Regions from separate parts of the Homo sapiens genome. Here region 1 is linked to region 2. Evidence: chromatin contacts called from ENCODE Hi-C or POLR2A ChIA-PET data. All regions are on one chromosome and are shown on one strand. Each heading gives the region's core, a stretch centred on a gene start or an enhancer-like site at or near the end of the contact. The rest is flanking DNA. Distances are from core to core; before and after follow the strand shown.

Region 1 (4,201 bases), core at 1,431-3,930, 56 kb before region 2:
GATTTTATAATATGCTGAACCACTGTCCTGATAGGAAGAATAGAAATTTTTCACTCATTCCACTTCTGTATTCTAAACACCTAGAAGAGTGACTGGAACATGGTACATGCTCAATCAATATCAGTTGATCGAATAAATCTCTTGCTGATTATTTAGTATGTTCCCTCCAAACTGAACATTCTAAGCTTTTTGTTTTTGAGACGGAGTCTCGCTCTGTCACCCAGGCTGGACTGCAGTGGCGCGATCTCAGCTCACTGCAACGTCCGCCTCCTGGGTTCAAGCGATTCTCCTGCCTCAGCCTCCCGAGTAGTTGGGACTACAGGTACTCGCCACCACGCCTAGCTCATTTTTGTATTTTTAGTAGAGAGGGGGTTTCACCATGTCAGGAGATCGATCTCCTGACCTCGTAATCCGCCCGCCTTGGCCTCCCAAAGTGCTGGGATTACAGGCGCGAGCCACCGCGCCCAGCCTTTTTTTTTTTTTTTTTTTTTTTTTAATTAACTCTTCAAGGCCACATGATTCCAGTACAACCGCTTGCGGGGTTCCAAGCCACTTCTTGGCTATGTAAATGCAGCACATAGACTAGCCATGTGAGGGCAGCAGAGGGCCACTACATAGGTGCAACCTTTGGCTTCAAAATTCTTGGACCATTCTGACGTGATTAAACTAAAAACGAATGAGTTTATGCATATCGAGATACCCTGAGGTGTACAAAGGATGAGTCAAGGTAGCGGAGAGAGAGTTGAAGAGTGACAGCTGAGAAACAGAGATAGGACATGTCCAAGAAGTGCCAGGATAACCCAACAACACAGGCTGATTGAGGAAACTGCCAGAGATTAGACAAAGTAGACTGAAGAGGGAAAGCAATGTTTGTTGGAGATTTTGCTTTAGTTTTTGATAAATATTTCTTAGTCATACCAATTGTTTTAAATATAATTACGCCCCCAAACCAAATTTCTACTCTTATTCTGGCAACAGAATAAAAATCAATATCAATGTTTGATCATTTTCAAAGAAACTCAGTTCCTATCTTGGTTGAAATGCAGTGACATCCATATGACAATTGAGCTCTTCATGTGGCACTAATATAACTAAGCCCTGAGCACATCCCTTGCACTTCTATTTAGTGAAGTCTTTTAAAAAGTATTTTCTTTACAGTTGTTAAGTGGAATTACTAAAAATTACAATCAGCAGTATTTTCTACTCTTTTAGCTTATTTTTTAAAATATTTATCTCCATGCTTTTCAATATTACACCTATATTGCTTCTTCTTGATTTTTCCATTTTAAGATACTGACTTCCTACTATGGAAGTTAAAGATTAAGCTCTATTTCCTCCTCCTCCATCCCCATCAAGCATAGTACCCTTCTCCAAAGCCCATCCTTCTAAATGTAATTCTTTTTTTGAGGGGGAGGGGGGATCAATACTCAGTTTTTTTTTGTTTTGTTTTTTTTTTTTTTTTGAGACGGAGTCTTGCTCTGTCACCCAGGCTGGAGTGCAGTGGTGCGATCTCGGCTCAAGGCAAGCTCCGCCTCCCGGGTTCACGCCATTCTTCTGCCTCAGCCTCCCAAGCAGCTGGGACTACAGGCGCCCACCACCACGCTCGGCTAATTTTTTTGTATTTTTAGTAGAGACGGGTTTTCACCGTGTTAGCCAGGATGGTCTCGATCTCCTGACCTCGTGATCCGCCCACCTTGGCCTCCCAAAGTGCTGGGATTACAGGCGTGAGCCACCGCGCCCGGCCAATACTCAGTATTTATGTAACAATAAATACAATTACTTTCCTTTCTTGCACAAGATTTTGTTTTCCCTAGAATTAATAGCTGCATAATTCTTACAGCCGCTTAGTTTTCTGTGTACCTGTCATGAGTTAAACTCCAAACTCTCGGTCAAATCTCCTCTTGATTCAACGCCAGCTGGAATTTTGTCAATCCCATCCTTCTGAAGCAGTGTCTCCCAAAGATTTCTGACCGAATCTAATCTAGATGCGTTGCCGTCTATGCCTATACACAGCTATTGTTCCCGGAGCTCTTTCAGTATCATCTTGGGATCTTACTATTTTCTGTGTTTGTTATTTATTGTATTTCCTGCATTTCATAATTTCCTCCTTCTTGGCTTATTCCCTCATTTTGGTGGATCAGATCTACAGGATCTTCCTGGAGGTACTGAGAAAGGTAAGATAGGTACTATTTTTTGTGTGTAGTGATTTAGCACATCTGAAACTCTATTCTATTCACACACTAGATTGGTAGTTGGATGAGTATTGAAGACTAAATCGGAAGTAATTTTCCCTCAGAGTTTTGAAGACAGTGCCGTATGGCTTCCTAGATTCTAACTGAGCAATCTGAAGCCACTCTGATTCTATAGTCTGTATAACCTGGAAGGGTGTGGGATCTCTTTTTCCTCGATGTTCAGAAAATTCACAATGATATGCCTTGACGTGGATGCTTTAATATTTGTGCTGGGTGCTTAGTAGGATCTTTCAGTGTGGAAACTCATCTCCTTAACATCTGGACAACTTTTTGAAGTCATTTATTATTTCCTGCCTTTCATTTTTTTTTTGGTTTGGAACTCCTGCACTGGTCCTGTGATGTGACTGCAGCCGCCAGGCGCGTGCGCAGTGTACACTGCGTGCGCATACGCGAGCCCGTTGCGCCTGCGCGCGGTGCGGCCGTCGCCCCTCTTTTCGCGGCGTTCTCCACCTGCGCGGGCCTGAATGGCCTTCAGGAGCACAGTCGGCCTGAGGAGTTGACGGTTACTCACCGCCGTGAGCCCAAGTAACTCGCCCTCCTTCGGCTAGAAACCCTCCGCCTGGGCCCGCGCGACAGGAGCGCGGTCTCTGAGGGGAGCGGCGACCCCGCCAGCCCCGGTCTCTTTCCCTGGCGGCGGCGGCTTCTTCCGTGGGACAATATGTTCAAGAGAATGGCCGAATTTGGGCCTGACTCCGGCGGGAGAGTAAAGGTCAGTGCCCGGACCGCCCCTCTTCCGGGGTGGCTCTCCCGCCTCGGTTCCTCCCTGCGCGGCGCGGGGAGGGCCCACTGGGTTTCCTTTCGCGCCTTTTCTCCTCGGGTTTGAACCGTGGTTTCAGGTTGGAGAGCGAGTCAGAGCCATTGAGCGAAAAACCGGCGTTCATTGGGCCCCAACTTCCTCGCGTCACTGCCAACTCCCACCCCCGCCAAAAAACAAACAGATAAATGGTGGCTTGGGGAAACCCGGACGTGGCTGCCAAGGAAACGGGCGACTCCGAGGGCTGGGAAAGCTCAGCTTGGTGCACATTCGCTGCCAATCTAGGTTATTGGTGAAGCGGTGACGCCACCCTCCTGGTGTGAGGATAACAATAACTGTAGCAAACAGTCGCTGAGCGCTTACCCGCAGTATTTCCAAGTGCGGTAACTGAGACACCGAGGCATACGAAAGCTAAGAAAATTTGCTGGAGTTCATGGTGTTCACAAAGCCTCAAAGCAAGAGCATAACACTGTGCCTGGCACATGGGGAACATTCAGTAAATGTCAACTTCTTTTGTTTTTGATGAAATTACCATAGACCCTAGCGTAATGTTTGACATTGTAATATTTATTTCCCTCACACAGCCCCTGGCACGTTAATTTTTTTTTTTTTTTGAGACGAAGTGTCTGTCTTGTTGCCCAGGCTGGAGCGCAATGGCACGATCTCGGCTCACTGCAACCTCGGCCTCCCAAAGTGCTGGGATTACAGGCGTGAGCCACCGCGCCCAGCCGTGGTTCATTCTTTTTAAAGAAAAATTTCCTTTCCTTTATAAATAAAAATCAGAAGGGGTACAAATAGTTGTTTTTATCAGGAGCCAGTGGGTCCTGCCTTAAAAATTAACGTGCAGGGCCGGGCAAGGTGGCTCACGCCTGTAATCCCAGCACTTTGGAAGGCCGAGGAGGGTGGATCACCTGAGATCAGAAGTTCAAGACCAGGCTGGTCAACATGGTGAAACCCCGTCTCTACTAAATATACAAAAATTAGCCGGGCGTGGTGGCGGGCACCTGTAATCCCAGCTACTAGAGGGGCTGAGGCAGGAAAATCGCTTGAACCCGAGAGGCGGAAGTTGCAGTGAGCTGAGATCGTGCCACTGCACTCTAGCCTGGGCGACAGAGCAAGACAATGTTTCTTTAAAAAAAAAATAGCAATAATTAGTAGGTTTTAAAATACTTATGTGTGTGTGTGTGTGTGTGTG
Region 2 (4,170 bases), core at 464-2,963:
TTTGATACTTTTTATTCATTTGCAAAACTCAAATATCTAAGCAACGATTGCATGTTCTGAAAAAGAGAACATTTTAATTTTATTTTTTAATTTTAACTTTTTAAAAGAGATACAGTCTTGCTCTGTCACCCAGGCTGGAATACAGTGGCACAATATAGTTCACTGCAGCCTCAAGCTCCTGGGTTCAAGTGATCCTACTACCTCAGCCTCCCCAGTAGCTGGGACTACAGGAACATGCTACCGCGACTGGCTAATTTAAAACTTTTTTTGTAGATACGGGGTCTCACTTTGTTGCCCAGGCTAGTCTGAAACTCCTGGCCTCAAGTGAACCTCCCATCTTAGCCTCCCAAAGCACTGGACTAGCAGGCATGAGCCACCATGCCCGAAGAGTACATTTCTTATTGTCCCCCAAATTGGACAAATTATTTAGTCTTAAGCTATACAGGAATAGGAAAAGATTCAGATTCCACAAACTCTGTCCATTTCTGTCCAGAACATTTTATTGAGTTTGCTTCAAAATAAGATGAACTTTCTTGGCATATAACGTCTGGAGGTAGGACAATGCACTGACTTCTTAAGCACAGAATCCCCTTGACTTCCAAAGTGAGACCTGGCTTGGCCCGCTGAAAAGTGCCTAGACTTTGAAGCCAGATGGATTTGAGATTAACTGGGGTGATGTCGTTGATTGCTCATCAGTGGCACTGGGAATGAATTCGCACTGTGTTGTACTTACGTGGCTTTCTTTCTCAGCGGAAATGTTGCCATCAGTTCTTTTTGGGATATCAATAATTTGGCAAGAAAGAAAGTCTCCATCAATGTATTATAGAGACTGGGGGACAAAAATCTGAGAAATGCTACCTAAATTCCTGCAGGATGCATGCAGATGTTCACAAAGAACGTACACTAAGCAATTCAAAAAGCCACAGAATCATGCATGCTGAGCGCACACTTGCCTACATAAGGAGCAGCACTTTGACCTAGAAGCCAGGGACCAGGAAGGCAGTAAGAGAGAAAGAAACAGGGGATGTTGATTCCCCTGTTGTCCTTTGCACCCCTCTACTTAGTAGATCTAACTTAAGTTGTTCAGTGGGCAAAAGTCCAGTGTACTCAGTAGCTCCAAACCAACATTTAGTGTCAAAAAGGTATTTGGGGCCAAGTGTGGAGGCTCACGCATGTAATCCCAACACTTTGGGAGGCCGAGGCGGGCAGATCACCTGAGATCAGGAGTTCGAGACCAGCCTGGCCAACATGGTGAAACCCCATCTGTACTAAAAATACAAAAATTAGCCGAGTATGGTGGTGGGCACTTGTAGGAGGCTGAGGTGAGAGAATCTCTTGAACCCAGGAGGCAGAGGCTGCACTGAGCTGAGATCATGCCACTGCACTCCAGCCTGGGCAACAAAGGGAGATCATGTCTTAAAAACAAACAAACAGGTATTTGGAGCAAGCAATGGACCCAGTGACAGTAACAATTTCAAAGCAAGTAGAGATCCAATGGCAAAGATGGGAGAGGAACAGCCTCAATGTGTAGGAAAAGGTGGCTATAACTACAAAAGCCAAGACTGTGTATGGGGACAGGTGAGGGAGAGGATTCACTGCCTGTGATCCCCTGGCCAGTCGGGGATCCATCCATTTCACACATGGATGCCGAGAAAAAGATGTCTGAGAGGGCAGTGGGCAAGAAGAACAGTTGTGGCCGACTAGCGAGGGGATCACAGGCAGAAACATCAACCCTTTAAGATGCCATGAGCATTGCTGCCTGAAGGTGGCATCTCTCACTCTGAAGAATTCCTGTGAAGATTAAGAAGCCTTGCAATACATTTTTGGAAGGTCAGTTCACATCTGTTTTCTATTTGTCATATTCTGTCAGCACTTCTGTGAGAACTGAGCCATTACACCAGCCTTGGAAGCCAGAGGCAGCTGGATCCTTCAGGCCTGGCATCTCCCAGGCCCGCGGTCCTACCTCAGTGGAGGAAGAGTGGGAACTGCTGTGCATTCCAACTTCAGTTCCCTGTGTGTGCCGCTGCCACCATCGCTCACCTGCAAACTGCTTCAAAGAGCAAACAGGCACTAAGAATTCAGCCTGGTGAATCCATTGTTCTCCTCCCCATAAAACAACAAACAACTTAGAGGCTTTTCAATCCTCTGATGTGTTTAATTTGTTATCTAGCAACAAAAAGAAGGAAAAGAAAAAGAAATTCTCCCAAATTCTATGCAATTTACAGTCCTGCAACTACATACGGAACTGGGATTTGCCTGAGAGACATATTGCAAAACAATCGGCCCCAAGGAAAATTCCAGAACTCAACAACACTCACAGTGGCCTAGTGATGGTTATCAGAATGGTGTTTCTAAATGGTGCTTATCAGTGTGCAGAGTCACTTATCACCAGTAGGCAAAGAGTTCCATGGATGTGGTTCAAAGGGCAGCCCAAGAAGCACCTGGGTCACATTCCTGCCCATCTGCCTGCAGCCCTCCCACGCCAGTAGGTAACCTAGACTTGCTTCACAGGGTCGGGGTTTGGGAAGACAAGGCATCTATGACAGGCTACTTCGCTCAGATCAATGTGTAACAATCAATGCCCAGTGCTTAATTTTAACAATAAGAATTTTATGGTGAGAGATGAACAGTCAATACTTAAGTTGGTCAGCCGGTGGCGGTGGCTCATGCTTGTAATCCCAGCACTTCGGGAGGCCGAGGTGGGTGGATAAGGTGAGGTCTGGAGTTCGAGACCAGCCTGGCCAACATGGTGAAACCCCATCTCTACTAAAAATACAAAAATTAGCCGGGCATGGTGGTGGGTGCCTGTAATCCCAGCTATTCGGGAGGCTGAGGTAGAAGAATCACTTGAACCCAGGAGGCGGAGGTTGCAGTGAGCCAAGATCACACCACTGCACTCCAGCCTGGGCAACAAGAGCAAAACTCTGTCCCAAATTTAAAAATAAATAAGTAAATAAAAATAAAATAAAATAAAATACTCAAGTTGGTCATGGCTTAAACATTTTTTAAAAATTTTTTTTTTTTTTTTTTTTTGAGACAGAATCTCACTCTGTTGCCCAGGCTGGAGTGCAGTGGTATGATCATGGCTCACTGCAGCCTCAACTTCCTGGGTTCAAGTGATCCTCCTGCCTCAGCCTCCCACGTTGCTTGGACTACAGGTGCATATGCCATCACACCTGGCTAATTTTTTGATGTTTTGTTGAGAGAGCATCTCACTATGTGGCCCAGGCTGGTCTTCAACTCCTGAGCTCAAGTAATCCTCCCGCCTCAGCCTCCTGAAGTGCTGGGATTACACATGTGAGCCACCACACCTGGCTAGTCAGGTCTTAAATTATCAAGATCTTGGGTGATTACTTTGAGGCTTCTGAGCAGATGAGAACGTATGACCGATGCCTGAACATAAGGCTGCCTTGGTAGGAGGCTAAAAATCCTGTGACTCTACAGAAATCGGTTACAGAAGTCTAATTATTTGTGTTCACTAGTAATTCTGTGTTGTTTTAGAACTAGCTTTAAAATGAGGAAATACTTAATTTAATGATCACTACCCACGTACTGTGTTTCTGTGACTATTTGTTGGTGTTTCTGTGAAAACAACAGCAGCCGCTTGTTACTGCAGAAATGGTCCCTTTGGAAATCAGCAGCACTTCGTTTAACGCTGGCATTTTTGTTGCGTGTCTCCCCAGAAATGCTTGGCTTAATATTCTTACAATAGGGAAAAAAAAAAAAAAAAAAAAGCAATAAAAGCTTTTGAAGCCAAATGCCCCTTAAAAAAACTGCTGATGGGGAAATCTTTTCTCACACAGAAAGAGATTTCAGTTAAGATGATCAAATAAAATAAGCTATATTTAAAGTTTCTGGCTCTTTCGTTTACCTTAGTCAAATAAAGCTTGTGTATTTTAGAGATGAAATCAAAGGTCATTCTTCTGATAGAGACAGATTCTGGGGATTGTCTCCTATTTGGGAAGCCATTTTAGCAGTGACTTCAGCCTTGGCAGGTGATAATGCTGTTCAAGTCATATTCAGTAAAGGGAAGAGTTCCAAAATCTTTCATTTCTGTACTGAAGATCCTATGCTTGCAATATGTATAAGGCATTATTTACTAGCCAGCCTGGCCCATAAAGTAATGTGGTGAAACCCTGTCTCTACTAAAAATACAAAAATTAGCGGGGT

Evidence for each region. A loop is a pair of places that touch in the nucleus more often than their neighbours do. ChIA-PET counts read pairs that join two places held with the same protein, here RNA polymerase II (POLR2A). Pooled maps may share reads with other maps.
Region 1: a map of mammary epithelial cell shows a loop between it and region 2 (6-fold over the local background). The contact joins the promoter of YEATS4 here to the enhancer-like site in region 2. A Hi-C loop is called at or near these places in 3 of 168 maps with a recorded cell type or tissue (Caco-2, heart right ventricle and mammary epithelial cell) and 8 of 50 pooled maps. POLR2A ChIA-PET finds 5 or more read pairs at or near these places in 3 of 52 experiments (Caco-2, GM12878 and HepG2).

Annotation. Positions count from the first base shown.
Region 1 is chr12:69,357,063-69,361,263 of GRCh38, forward strand. YEATS4 (YEATS domain containing 4) reads left to right here and starts at 2,681. Exons shown (of 7, transcript NM_006530.4): 1 at 2,681-2,961. The coding sequence starts at 2,911. RefSeq lists enhancers at 2,425-3,028, 2,586-2,775, 3,029-3,630 and a silencer at 3,056-3,215.
Region 2 is chr12:69,414,143-69,418,312 of GRCh38, forward strand. It overlaps a transcript of YEATS4 not described here. Among named protein-coding and RNA genes, the nearest start is that of LINC02373, 31 kb to the right of the region's middle. RefSeq lists silencers at 1,627-1,921, 1,847-2,141. Within about 2 kb of position 1,714, at least 4 of the 41 ENCODE cell types and tissues checked have a DNase peak (open chromatin) inside an H3K27ac peak, as active enhancers do.